Linked DNA regions of Homo sapiens: all the other regions are linked to region 1. A link is a contact called in ENCODE Hi-C or POLR2A ChIA-PET data. All regions are on one chromosome and are shown on one strand. The core of a region is the stretch at or near the end of the contact, and the rest is flanking DNA. Distances in the headings are between cores, read along the strand shown. Region 1 holds the start of DHX15 (DEAH-box helicase 15). Region 2 holds the start of TBC1D19 (TBC1 domain family member 19). Region 3 holds the start of SMIM20 (small integral membrane protein 20). Region 4 overlaps LOC102723733 (a long non-coding RNA gene).

Region 1 (2,701 bases), core at 105-2,604:
GAATTATCCAAACAGGTCTTTGTACTTCATCAATGAAAACACACAAGGGACAAGAAATGATTTTCACGAAATTGCTTAAATTAACTGCTAAATTCCTCTGTACCTTTAAGGAAAGGAATCTGGAACACCAAGAGTTTGTGTAAGTATTTCAACTCTCAACCTCCACATGGGCGGTGTTTCGCCATAAATACTAAAAACACGTTTTGAACATGATCCCTGTATTTCAAAAGCTACTTATGAAGAAAAGTGGGACATGCATAGAAAATAAATGATGAAAAAAAAAAACAATGCCTTCTAATCCCTCCCCATGGGACGATGTTCAGTAACCAGTTTTAACCAAAGCAGGAAATACAGGAGATGGCGGGAGCGTAGGCAGAGAGCGGAAGTTTGCTAGTATCTACTTTGAAGTGTTTGAATGGACCAAGGCACGCTCTCTCCCGCCAAACTATAAACTCAGTCGCCCCAAAACACCAGCCTTCCAGCCCATCAGGTATATTACTCCACGTTTTCCTTTCTCCCGGCAGGTCCTCTACTCCCACCTCCCCCGAGAACTCCCTATTTGCTGGCTTCTCTCAACTCCCGCCACCCCCATCCCAGCCTACATTATGATCCACGCGCTGCTCTCACTTTCCGCCCTCCGCCTTTCCCGTCTGGAGTGCCTGGCCGCGCCCCCACCCAGGCCCTCCCCACGGCCCCTCTGGCTGGGAAGTGCCTGCTGCCCTTGGAAGCGAATACTCCCACCGCGCCCTCCCCCACCCTCTCCTCCGGCTCCAGGCCTTCCTCGGGAACCGAGGCCACGAGGTCCGCGGTTCACTCCCGCCCGACGCCCTCGCAAATGACTCCCGCTCGGTTCGGCCTGGGGGAGGAGGCGCCCTCATGGCTACTGCAGGCCTCTCCACCCTCCGGACTGGGCTGGGCAGCGGCCCCGTCGCACGCAACCCCCCGCGCCCTTGCCGGGCCGAACGGGCGCCGCGCTTCTCCTACCCGCCGCTAGTGAACCCAGCCCAGAGAGAAACAAAGGCTCGGGCTCCAGGACCCGCTCGGCCAGGCCAGCCCCGGCCCGCTCCCTGCCAGGACCCCAACAAAGCCCGAGCTGCCGCCTCGCGCCCCCGGCCTGGCTTACCCATCGGTCCCCGCACGCTTCTTGCCAGAGGGGTAATCCTCCCCTAGGTCCAACCGGTGCCGCTTGGACATCCTCGCACTCTTCGAACGGGCAGTTATTAAGGAAGAAAGCTGGCTGCTGTATGGGCACAGTCGAGGACAGCCACTTAACTCTGGAGGACCCCCACCCCTCCCGCTACTACAGCCCACACGGTGCGGCCGGAACCAACAGCTAAAATGGCGGCGGCGACGAGGGCTGGGCCTGCGCGCGCGCGCGCTTCCGCAGCGTGCGTGCGTGCGAGTGTGCGTGTGAGCGAGGTGCGCGCGCACGACGCCCAAAGGCGGGAACTCCTGTCCCGCCCGCTGCCTCATTGGTCCGACCTTTCTTGGGTCTCCTCCCTCTTCCTGTAGCTTTCCCCTCCTCGGAGCGGCTGTTAGGAAGAACCTGAAGGCCTTCACTTTCCATTTCAGGCTATCCTTGCCCCTCTGAGTCAAGAAATTGAGAAAGTCTAGTCCTAGTTAGGAAATCCTATTCATTTCTATTACCCCGGCTTTAAGGGAATCTCAGACCCAGAGAGGTTGAGAAACGAATGAAGATCGTACAGCTAATAAGTGGCAGAGCCGGGATTGGAACCCAGCTATTTAGTAACTCCAGATCTGGAACTTGCGGCCACTGCGCTACCCTCAGTTGCAGTGAGGGGCCGCGCGATGGTTCACGCCTGTAATCCCAACGCTTTGGGAGACCGAGGCGGGTGGATCACGAGGTCAGGAGTTCGAGACCAGCCTGGCCAACACGGTGAAACCCCGTCTCTACTAAAAATACAAAAATTAGCTGGGCGTGGTGGCGTACGCCTGTAATCCCAGCTACTCGGTAGGCTGAGGCAGGAGAATCGCTTGAACCTGGGAGGCGGAGGTTGCGGTGAGACGAGATCACACCAGTGCACTCCAGCCTGGACGACAGAACAAGACTCCGACTTGAAAGAAAAAAAAAAATCAATTGCAGTGAGGAAACTGAAGTGAGAAAATGTTAAGGCTTGTCATGATCTATTTTGCCCTTTTCTTGCCCAGCACGGACACCATGCACCCAAGCTATAGATGTTTTTAACTAGAATACAGAGAATTCGCAGTGAGGGCACAATTTGCTTTTTTGTTTTTTGTTTTTCTGTGCCTATTAATGCACTTTCGCAGTGTTAAATAACACCCTGCAAGGTAGTTGTTATTTTGTAGACGTAGACGCAAAGGCTGAGGAAGGTTACATCTCCTAGCCATAAGGGCTGTACCTAAAGCCATAACAAGGAGGTGGGGCAAGATGACTCTAAGGATTTTTGTGGATCTCTCCCCCTAGAATATGTCTGCTTCCTCAGTTGCATTTGTTCCCAGAAGAAATGCACAAGAAAAGATCTGTGGACCATCTGCAGCAGGGTGATCTCTGTTGTTCATGGAATGGCTTGGTTTGGCTGCCCTGGAAGACCATACTCTGGTTCTTATCCAAATCTCAGGACTGCAATTGCTAGGATTAAATGCAACTTAAATATTGCAACTGATGAGGGGTTTGTGTGTTTGTTTTGAGACAGTCTTGCTCTGTCGCCCAGGCTGGAGG
Region 2 (2,701 bases), core at 149-2,648, 2.0 Mb after region 1:
TGTAGAGAAACTGCACTTTAGAGAGTCTGTCATTAATTGCCTTTAAGTGCTTTGTTTCTTTCCTGGCTGCCTCTTTCTAAACTTGGTTTGATAAACCAACTTTACCAAATTATTTAGAATTTGTACTTATCATCCCAGTATTCTGGATGGTGGTGTTATAAATGTCAGAGTGCTGTGCATAGAGGCCCGGGTCCAGTCCCTTTGAATTCATATTATTTCCTGCTTTAGTCCTTTGCTATTCAGAATGTAGTCTTTGGACCATCGGCATCATAATTTCTTGGACTTGTCAGAAATGCGGTTTACCAGTTCTCACCAGAGTCCTATTGAATTAGAATCTACATTTGATTGAATGAGATCTCTTTGTTTCTAGTTAGTCTAGAGTAGCTTTTGCAGCAATCTTGGTTTGTTTTCTTAAAATCCTACTTCTGCTTTGCTTAAAATATGCATATACACATTTGAACTCAATTTTGATTATTTTTGTGAGGTTATTCTAATGTATTTTTCACTAGGCCTTTTTTGGGGGGGGAAGGGAGGTGCCGTTGGCCTTTGGGGATGTCATTCAATAATTTAAGTCAGTTACTTTTAGTTCTGCTAAAAATCTTTTGTGCATTTCCTTGAAGGCAAGAACCATATTTTATTAAACCTTTGTGCCCACACAGTTCCTTTTATGTAAATGTTCAATAAGTTGAAAGCTGAATGAATTATGAATAAATGCTTGAATGAATGAATATACGGAAGAGGATGAATCTAGACGGTAAATTCCTGGAAGACTTGGACAATGTCTTATTCATCCTTGAATTGCTAATGCTTTGCAGAAAACCTACAAATAATGCCTGTTGGTTAATTTGTAGTTGTTAGATGAGACGAGATTGTCTACTTATTCCTGGTATAAGACTCTAGAGAATAGAAACGAGAGAAAATGAAGTAAAATGGAGTGCTATGGTACAGTGCTAGGCACCTTCACGATTTTTACCTCAGCTAATCATCACAACATCCTGCAAACTGGGTGTTATTTTACAGAGGCGGAAACTGTAACACGTTTACGCAGGTAGTGTCAGAGCCTAACAATTCGTGGTTGTAATTCGCAGTATCATTGCGTGCCACAGTCCTGTTTCTGCAGAAATTGAGAGGTGGAAGAGAATGATCCTTTATATAGTAAAACGCACAATTCTCCGTGTCCCCCTTGTGCATCAGAGGCGCTGTGGCTCTGAAAGAATGAGCTTTCTTGCCTTTCAACCATAGACAAGGCAGGAACAACGGTGTGAAAAGCGTCCTCCCCGCCCCGGTCTTTTTCCGCCGGCGGAACGCAGATGCTGTGGCCTTCAGGCGCTGAGGGGACCAGAGAGGGACGGACACAAGGCTCGGCAGTTGCCTGGTAACGCCCGCTGGAGGAGTCCCAGTGTAATAAGGTCCCGGAGAAGTGTCACTGGCCCTGAGTGGGACCCGGTAGCCCGTTCGCTCCGCGCCGGCGGCCTGTCCCCGCGGCTTGGCGGGCTAGGGCAGGGGAAATGTTGCAGGAGGAGTCGGACCTCTCTCTCATTATTGCCCAGATAGTCCAAAAGCTCAAGGGCTCCAATTTGTACTCTCAGCTGGAACGGCAGGCCTGGGTAAGTGAGGCCGAGTGGGAAGGGATGCAGACGGGCGGGGCCGCGGCGATGTCTCTTCTTCACCCTCCTCACCCAAGCCAGAGCTCGCCTCTGACCTCTCCAGCTCCGCTCTGGTGCTCAAAAAACAAACAGACAAAAACAAAAACAAAAACAAAAACAAAAACAAAACAAAACAAAAAAACCCCACCTCCCTGTCCGGTGCAAGCTGTGCTGCCTCAGCCCCAGGCGTGGTTAATAGATTTTTAAAGAAGGGTGGGGCGCATCACACCTTTTTTTCAGACCAGAGAAACGCTTACTCATTTATCTATTCCTGTAGTCATTTACAGGGTCTAATTTTTTAAGCTGCTGGACTCACTGAAGGTAGCTTGGACCATGCCTTCCCTCACTTTTTCCGTCCTGTGGGTGGACTTGGGCCCCCAAGTACCTTTCTGCTTTCTCGTCAATGTATCACTTTCTTGCAGTTTACCCTCCCTGCAATTATTCCTCGTCTATCCGTCCACCACCTAGCATTTATTGGATATTTTATAACATGCTAGGCACTGAGGATGCACAGATTGATTGAGATCCTTGCCTTTTTGTGACTCATATAAATGAAATCATACAGTTTGTACATTTTGTGCCTGCTTTCTGGCATTAACACAGTGCTTTTGAGATTCATCCATTTTGTTGATATTTCAGTAGTTCTGTTCCTTTTTATTGCTGAGTAATATTTCAGTGTTTGAATGTACAATGGCTTGTTTATTCATCATTGTGTGAAGGGCATTGGGTTGCTTTCTGGTTTTAGAGATTATAAGTAAAGCTGATATATACATTCTAGTATACGATTTTGCTTGGATATTTGTTTCTTTTTTTCTTGGATAAATACCTAGGATTGGAATTGCTGACTTGTATGGTAAGTGTAATGTTTCATTCTATGAGAAACTGTCACACTTTTCCAAAGTGGCTGTATCATTTTCCATTCCCACAAGCAATTCTGAGAGTTCCAATTGTTTTGCGTCCTTGATAGCGCTTGATGCTGCCAGTCTTTTATTTATTTTTATTAATTAATTATACTTCTCTAGTAGAAGTGTAATAGTATCTTATTGTAGCTTTTA
Region 3 (2,701 bases), core at 66-2,565, 1.3 Mb after region 1:
GTCGGCAGCACGCAATGTCGGTCATTAGTTATCTTTTTATGGATATGTTCTATCTCTTCATCTATGCGACAGGATCCTAGAGAGCAGGGGTCACATCTTATTCATCTTTGTGTCCCCTTAGCACTCTGCCTGGTGTTTGGGGCATGGCAGATAGTCCATGAATCTGGGGAGAGATTGAATAACTGATTTACATGCTTCTAGAGCCACAGAGGTAGACAGTAGCTTGATGCAACTACAAGATTACAAAGAAAGAGGAAACCTGTCCTCTCCAAGCTATTTTGAAACGCTTGTAGATCTGTTGTGGCCTAAATAATGCTGCTAGGGTCAAGACAGATATCCTCTTTGCTCCCCAGGCCCAGCTGCTGGCATGATTCCTATTTATAAAGGCATGGAGGCCCAAGGAATCTGTGTCTCAGCTGCCCAGTATCCCTGGGCAGGTCATAGTCAGGCACAGCCCACTTGTAAGGGCAGTGTGGTGCAGAGGGCGGAGGATGGCAACTTGAGGAGGAGGAAACAGGTATCTGTTCTCGGTGGCCCCCACCCAGACAATACGGAAGCGCCCCGTGGCCCCATGGATGGGACCGGATGCTGGCTCTCTGCCTTGGCCAAGGCATCCCAGCACAGGGAACAGGGAGAGAGGATGGGATGGAGGGAGAGAGGATGGGATGGAGAAAGAGAGTAGCTCGGATGCTGAAACAACGTTCCTCCTAGGCTAGTCTTGGTGCAGAAGCCCCGCAGCTCCGGTTTTAGAATCCCCCAGCAGGCCCTCTCGGGCCAGAGATTTGCCCCTTTGTCTCTGATACGTACAAACCTCCCTCAAGAAGGACGAGTGACTCGTCCAAAGCCGCGCAGCGGAGCCGCGGTTCCCTCTCCTGTAAACTAAGCAGACTGATAAAAGGATTAATTGCGCGAGCGACAGAGAGCATCTGGCGCACGGCGGACAGTCGCTAATTAAGAAATTAACGGGGGATGGACGAGAAAGCTGGCTGGTAAAGAAGGCGATGGTAAAGGAGGTCTGGAGGGTGCTGAGGGAGGAACCGGGCCGAAGGAAGGAAAGTAGACAGAACAGGGCCCGCGGGAATCGAGTGCAGCAAAACAGCTCCAACCTCAATCCAACGCCAGCGCCCGGCCCGCACAGCACGGAATCCCGGGGAAGGCGGAGGGCGGGGTCCGAGGCCCCGCCTGTGACCCCACCCCTTTCCTGGCCCCGCCCCCAGCCTTGAGGCCCCGCCTCTGACTCCACCCCTGTCTCTTTCTCCGCTCCGCCCCTCCTCCTCGTCCCTCCCTCAAGGCCCGGAAGCGAAAGCCTCTCCACCTCTTCCGAGCGGGGTCACGGCCCGGCCGTCGGTAACCTGGTTTCCGAGAGTGCCGGGCGGTCGGCGGGTCAGGGCAGCCCGGGGCCTGACGCCATGTCCCGGAACCTGCGCACCGCGCTCATTTTCGGCGGCTTCATCTCCCTGATCGGCGCCGCCTTCTATCCCATCTACTTCCGGCCCCTAATGAGATTGGAGGAGTACAGTGAGTGATCTCTAACCCCTTGCGGTGACCTGACTCCCCAACACACACACCTCCCCTCTGTGAGCTCCACGTGGTGCCGTGGAAAGAACTTGGCTCGAGGGTTAGGGAGAGCCGGGTTCGAATCCTGCCATGTGCAGCTTTGTGACCGTGGACAAGTTGCTCAACCTCTAGGACTCTCAGTATCCTCATCTGTGAATGTTTGTGGCTACGTCATCTATGCTAAAATGCCGAGCCTCCTGTGAGACTCAGGTGATCATGTATATGAAAGCAGTCCTCACATAAGTCGACGCTAAGTACCAGTTCATATTTACAGTTAAAATTCACTGAATGCCTATTACACGTCAGGTTAGGCATATGTTGGATCGTTTCATTTGCACAAGCTCACCTTGAAGTATATATGTAAAACATGCCCATTTTACAAATGAGGGAACTGAGAGGCTCAGAGGTTTTATAACGTTCCCAAGGTCACACAGCAAGTAAGTGACAAGGCAAATATATCCAACCCCAGGCCTCTGTCCAGAGCCTCCTCCAAGCACCCAGGCTGAGAATGGTGACTGGGGGAGCCAGATGGAACCCTGATCCTTCTGAGTGGAAAGGTGCTTTTACTGCACTTCATTTCCACTCCCCAAGATGTTTTTTGAGTGGGACTGTTTCAAACCCAAACTGTTAACCTGGGGTTTGTAGTGTTTTCTCTTCTTTTTCCTCAAATTGTTTTTCCGATTCTGCTTGTTTCCTTCGTTTTAAGCCGATTGCTCACATGGTAATGGTGAAATCCTGGGAGTAATTTTCCTTCTTAATCATTCCAGTCCTATCATTCTAAAAGCCAAACTCTTCTTCCTTGAGACCTATACCTCAGCAAGGATTAGCACTTTGATACATCTGAAACCATCTGTCAGACAGAAAATATTAGGCATTAGAGGCTCATTTTGTTCACCAGGAAACCCGAATCATCTTGAAGATGGAAGAGGGCCAACCCTGTCCCTTGGGAATATTAACGGACACTGAAAGCTTGGCGAATTGAAGGCGAAAGCTCCGTGTAAATGTTCTGCCCATTACAAATGTTGCAGCAGTCGATTTCTGGAGGCAGAGCGTTTTAAGTGCACACTCAGATTTCCTTGTAGCTTCTTTTCATTAGCCAAGACTGAAATGGCCACTGTGTTCTGCCTTCCAGCTTATCTGCATG
Region 4 (2,701 bases), core at 109-2,608, 1.3 Mb after region 1:
AAAGAAAAATAATTAGACCAAATACTGGGAAAGACCTGATAGCCTCAAGGTGAAGTCACACTCCTCAAACCATAATGCCGGACCCCCAGTTGCAATCTCATTAAACCTCACCACAGTCTGGTCAGGGATTCAGCGACTGCTTTTAGTTTTATTTTCAGAAAAAAAAGACCGTGAAGATCCAAGGAGATCTGGCCATTTTTCAAGGTCAGACACCTATAGCATGGCAAAAAGGCAGGAAGCTGAGTATCTTCAGCCCACACATTTGCAACAGCCCCAGTTGGATGGTGATTTCTGTCCGAGCAGAAGACACCGGGCAGTTGACCCCTGTCAGAGAGCTTCACTCTCTTGGGAAATTTTGCAAAGCTTTTCCAATTCCTCCAGACTACAGTTAAGCATCCAAATGATTCTATTCTAGCTTTTAATACCTTCCCATCTCCCACCAAAACTGAGGTAGGAGAAATATTTAAAGTCTCAAGAGCACAGGGAGCAAACAACCGTTTCCTTTTTTGTTCCTCTGCAGATGAAGAAATAGCAAAGCTGTTTTTGCATTTCAAACTTTAAATTAAAAAGTTGACTTGCAGAATCCTAAGCTCCACTTTCCTCACTGAATGAAATGAGGTCTGCCCCTCAGCTGGGAGTTTCTAGTGAGGCTGGAATGGAGGCATTTTAATGTACATGCTAGGCTTTTCAATAGTTTGGAAAGCAAAACTGATCTTAGGTCGAAAACCTCTAACCACATGGTACAGAACTTTTTTCTTATTTAAAACAATCCTCGAATTATTGGCAATGCTTGTTTTTATTTCGCAAAACCTTCTATACCAGGTGTACTAATTACGCATCCTCTACACAGTGTTCAAAAGTCGGGGGGATTTTATCCCCCAGGAGACATTTGGCAATGTCTGGAGACACGTTTGGTTGTCACAACTGGGGATGGGGGAGGTGTGTGTTAGTGGCATCTGGTGGATAAACGTCAGGGATGTTGTTCAACATCATACAAGGCACAGGGCAACCCCCACAACCAAGAATGACATGCCCCAAAATGTCACGAGTGCCAAGGTTGAAACCCAGCTCTGTGACGATCACAGTTAATAATAAGGACAGTTTCCTTCCCCCTTCCTACCCCGTGGCCCCCAGTTCTGCCCCTACGAGTTTTATTGCTATCTTAGCATGCTGTGAATTACAATAGCTTGACCCAAAAAGATTTTTTCAGACCTTTTAAATCTCTAAATGTTGAATATCTGGAGTATGAAAATGCTATTATGATGTATTTTATTATTAGAATTATAAATGGAATCAAGAGCATTTACATTTTAAATTTATCTATATTTAATCCTGGTTGTAAATCGAAGGCCCGGCACGCAAAGGTCACACATCACCTCTCAGGAGAGAGATTATGCCAACTTGGTTGGGTGCCTTGTGTTCTATTAAAGTTGAAACCAGGCTTCCCTGTCAGACTGTTACGGCTAAACACACTTGGATCTGCAAGCAGCAAGCACAGGCTGTTCATTGCATGCAGACATGAGAACCGAGCCAGACTACTGGAGTGTGTCCCTCCGCCACCCCAGCATCCTCCCCATTATCCACTCGGGACTGGGAGACCAGCCGGCTAGGCAGCCAACAGCTATTGGGGGACACCTGTAATTGAGTCAAGATGCCAACCAGGGACTCTGTTGAGGCAAGAACAAGAAATTCTAAAACACTTTCCGGTATGCTTCCGAGTATGCTTCCACAACCCACCCCGAAAAACTGGCTCCTTCCCAGTCCTCCACTGATTCTTCCACGTGGGTCCACTTTGCTGTTAGGAAAAGGACAACACTCCATAAGGGCCCACAAGGCCCTGCCCACACCCTTTGCTCTCCCCCATCCTCCCACACTGACCTTCATGCCAGTCCTTGTGTGCATTATGCTTTCCCACCACAGGGCCTTTGCACGAGCTGTTTTCATTTGTTTTCCATTCCCGCCGCCCACTTCACTTAGGTAAGGCACTGGCTCATATACAGATCATCACTTCCTCAGTCATCATTCCTCAAGGACACTTCCCAGACCTCCCTGATAAGGCAAATCCTTCTAATACACATTTCCACTGCACCAACTTGTTTCTTCAGAGCACTCCCACTGATGCACTTTTACAGTTGTGTACTTAATTAAATAATGTCTGGCTATGACATATCATTGTATCCTAAGCACCAAGCACAACACTTGGCATATAGTAGGTACTGGGTACGTATTTGTTGCCTGGCCATTTAATTTTTTTAAATGAACAAGTGAATGAAAGAACAAATGAATGAATGAATGAAACTATCCTAAGATCTAAAACCTGGGCCAATGTCACAGGTATGAAACTGTGCGTGTGCTTGGGTCCAGCTAACCATTCAGACTGTCAGTTTAGATTATTGAAAGGAACAGAAGAGAAATCTTGCCTATAAAACACGGAACTGAGAAAAAAGTGTATACCTCACTTAGAGCGTCATTAAGTTAGAGAACAACTCCCACACTCTGCTCTAAGATGAGGCCAACATCCAGATTCTCACTGCAAACTTGGCTCCCCTAGAATTCTGTTCTTCTTTCCCCTGTCCCCGCTGCTTTCTAAACGTGAAATATCCACAGCTGCACCGTTTCTTTACTTTTTTTTTTTTTTCTGGAGAGGTTAACCTTCCTTCTTCAGTTGTATGTTGTGCAATACCCAAGAGGCCAACACTAC

What was found. Hi-C counts contacts between places; a loop is a spot of excess contacts on that map. ChIA-PET counts read pairs that join two places held with the same protein, here RNA polymerase II (POLR2A). Pooled maps may share reads with other maps.
Region 2: a loop to region 1 is called in a map of CD8-positive, alpha-beta T cell, with 15 times the contacts of the local background. The contact joins the promoter of TBC1D19 here to the promoter of DHX15 in region 1. A Hi-C loop is called at or near these places in 3 of 168 maps with a recorded cell type or tissue (B cell, CD8-positive, alpha-beta T cell and naive thymus-derived CD4-positive, alpha-beta T cell) and 8 of 50 pooled maps. POLR2A ChIA-PET finds 5 or more read pairs at or near these places in 1 of 52 experiments (CD4-positive, alpha-beta T cell).
Region 3: a map of CD8-positive, alpha-beta T cell shows a loop between it and region 1 (8-fold over the local background). The contact joins the promoter of SMIM20 here to the promoter of DHX15 in region 1. A Hi-C loop is called at or near these places in 5 of 168 maps with a recorded cell type or tissue (CD4-positive, alpha-beta T cell, CD8-positive, alpha-beta T cell, cardiac septum and 1 more), 2 of 37 single-sample maps with no recorded cell type and 16 of 50 pooled maps.
Region 4: a loop to region 1 is called in a map with no recorded cell type, with 5 times the contacts of the local background. The contact joins the enhancer-like site here to the promoter of DHX15 in region 1. A Hi-C loop is called at or near these places in 1 of 168 maps with a recorded cell type or tissue (B cell), 3 of 37 single-sample maps with no recorded cell type and 1 of 50 pooled maps.

The regions. Positions count from the first base shown.
Region 1 is chr4:24,583,200-24,585,900 of GRCh38, forward strand. DHX15 (DEAH-box helicase 15) reads right to left here and starts at 1,355. Exons shown (of 14, transcript NM_001358.3): 1 at 1,124-1,355. The coding sequence starts at 1,194. RefSeq lists silencers at 614-663, 864-943, 954-1,073 and an enhancer at 1,254-1,793.
Region 2 is chr4:26,582,686-26,585,386 of GRCh38, forward strand. TBC1D19 (TBC1 domain family member 19) reads left to right here and starts at 1,399. Exons shown (of 21, transcript NM_018317.4): 1 at 1,399-1,607. The coding sequence starts at 1,509. RefSeq lists an enhancer at 1,627-1,716.
Region 3 is chr4:25,912,905-25,915,605 of GRCh38, forward strand. SMIM20 (small integral membrane protein 20) reads left to right here and starts at 1,316. Exons shown (of 3, transcript NM_001145432.3): 1 at 1,316-1,518. The coding sequence starts at 1,410. It overlaps LOC105374538 (a long non-coding RNA gene), which reads right to left and starts at 1,182. Exons shown (of 3, transcript XR_925502.3): 1 at 1,107-1,182. RefSeq lists enhancers at 603-1,152, 1,262-1,361, 1,432-1,561 and a silencer at 1,042-1,221.
Region 4 is chr4:25,877,878-25,880,578 of GRCh38, forward strand. All of the region lies in intron 1 of LOC102723733 (a long non-coding RNA gene), which reads left to right. Among named protein-coding and RNA genes, the nearest start is that of SEL1L3, 16 kb to the left of the region's middle. RefSeq lists an enhancer at 957-1,036. Within about 2 kb of position 1,359, at least 3 of the 41 ENCODE cell types and tissues checked have a DNase peak (open chromatin) inside an H3K27ac peak, as active enhancers do; they include B cell, where a contact is called at or near this core.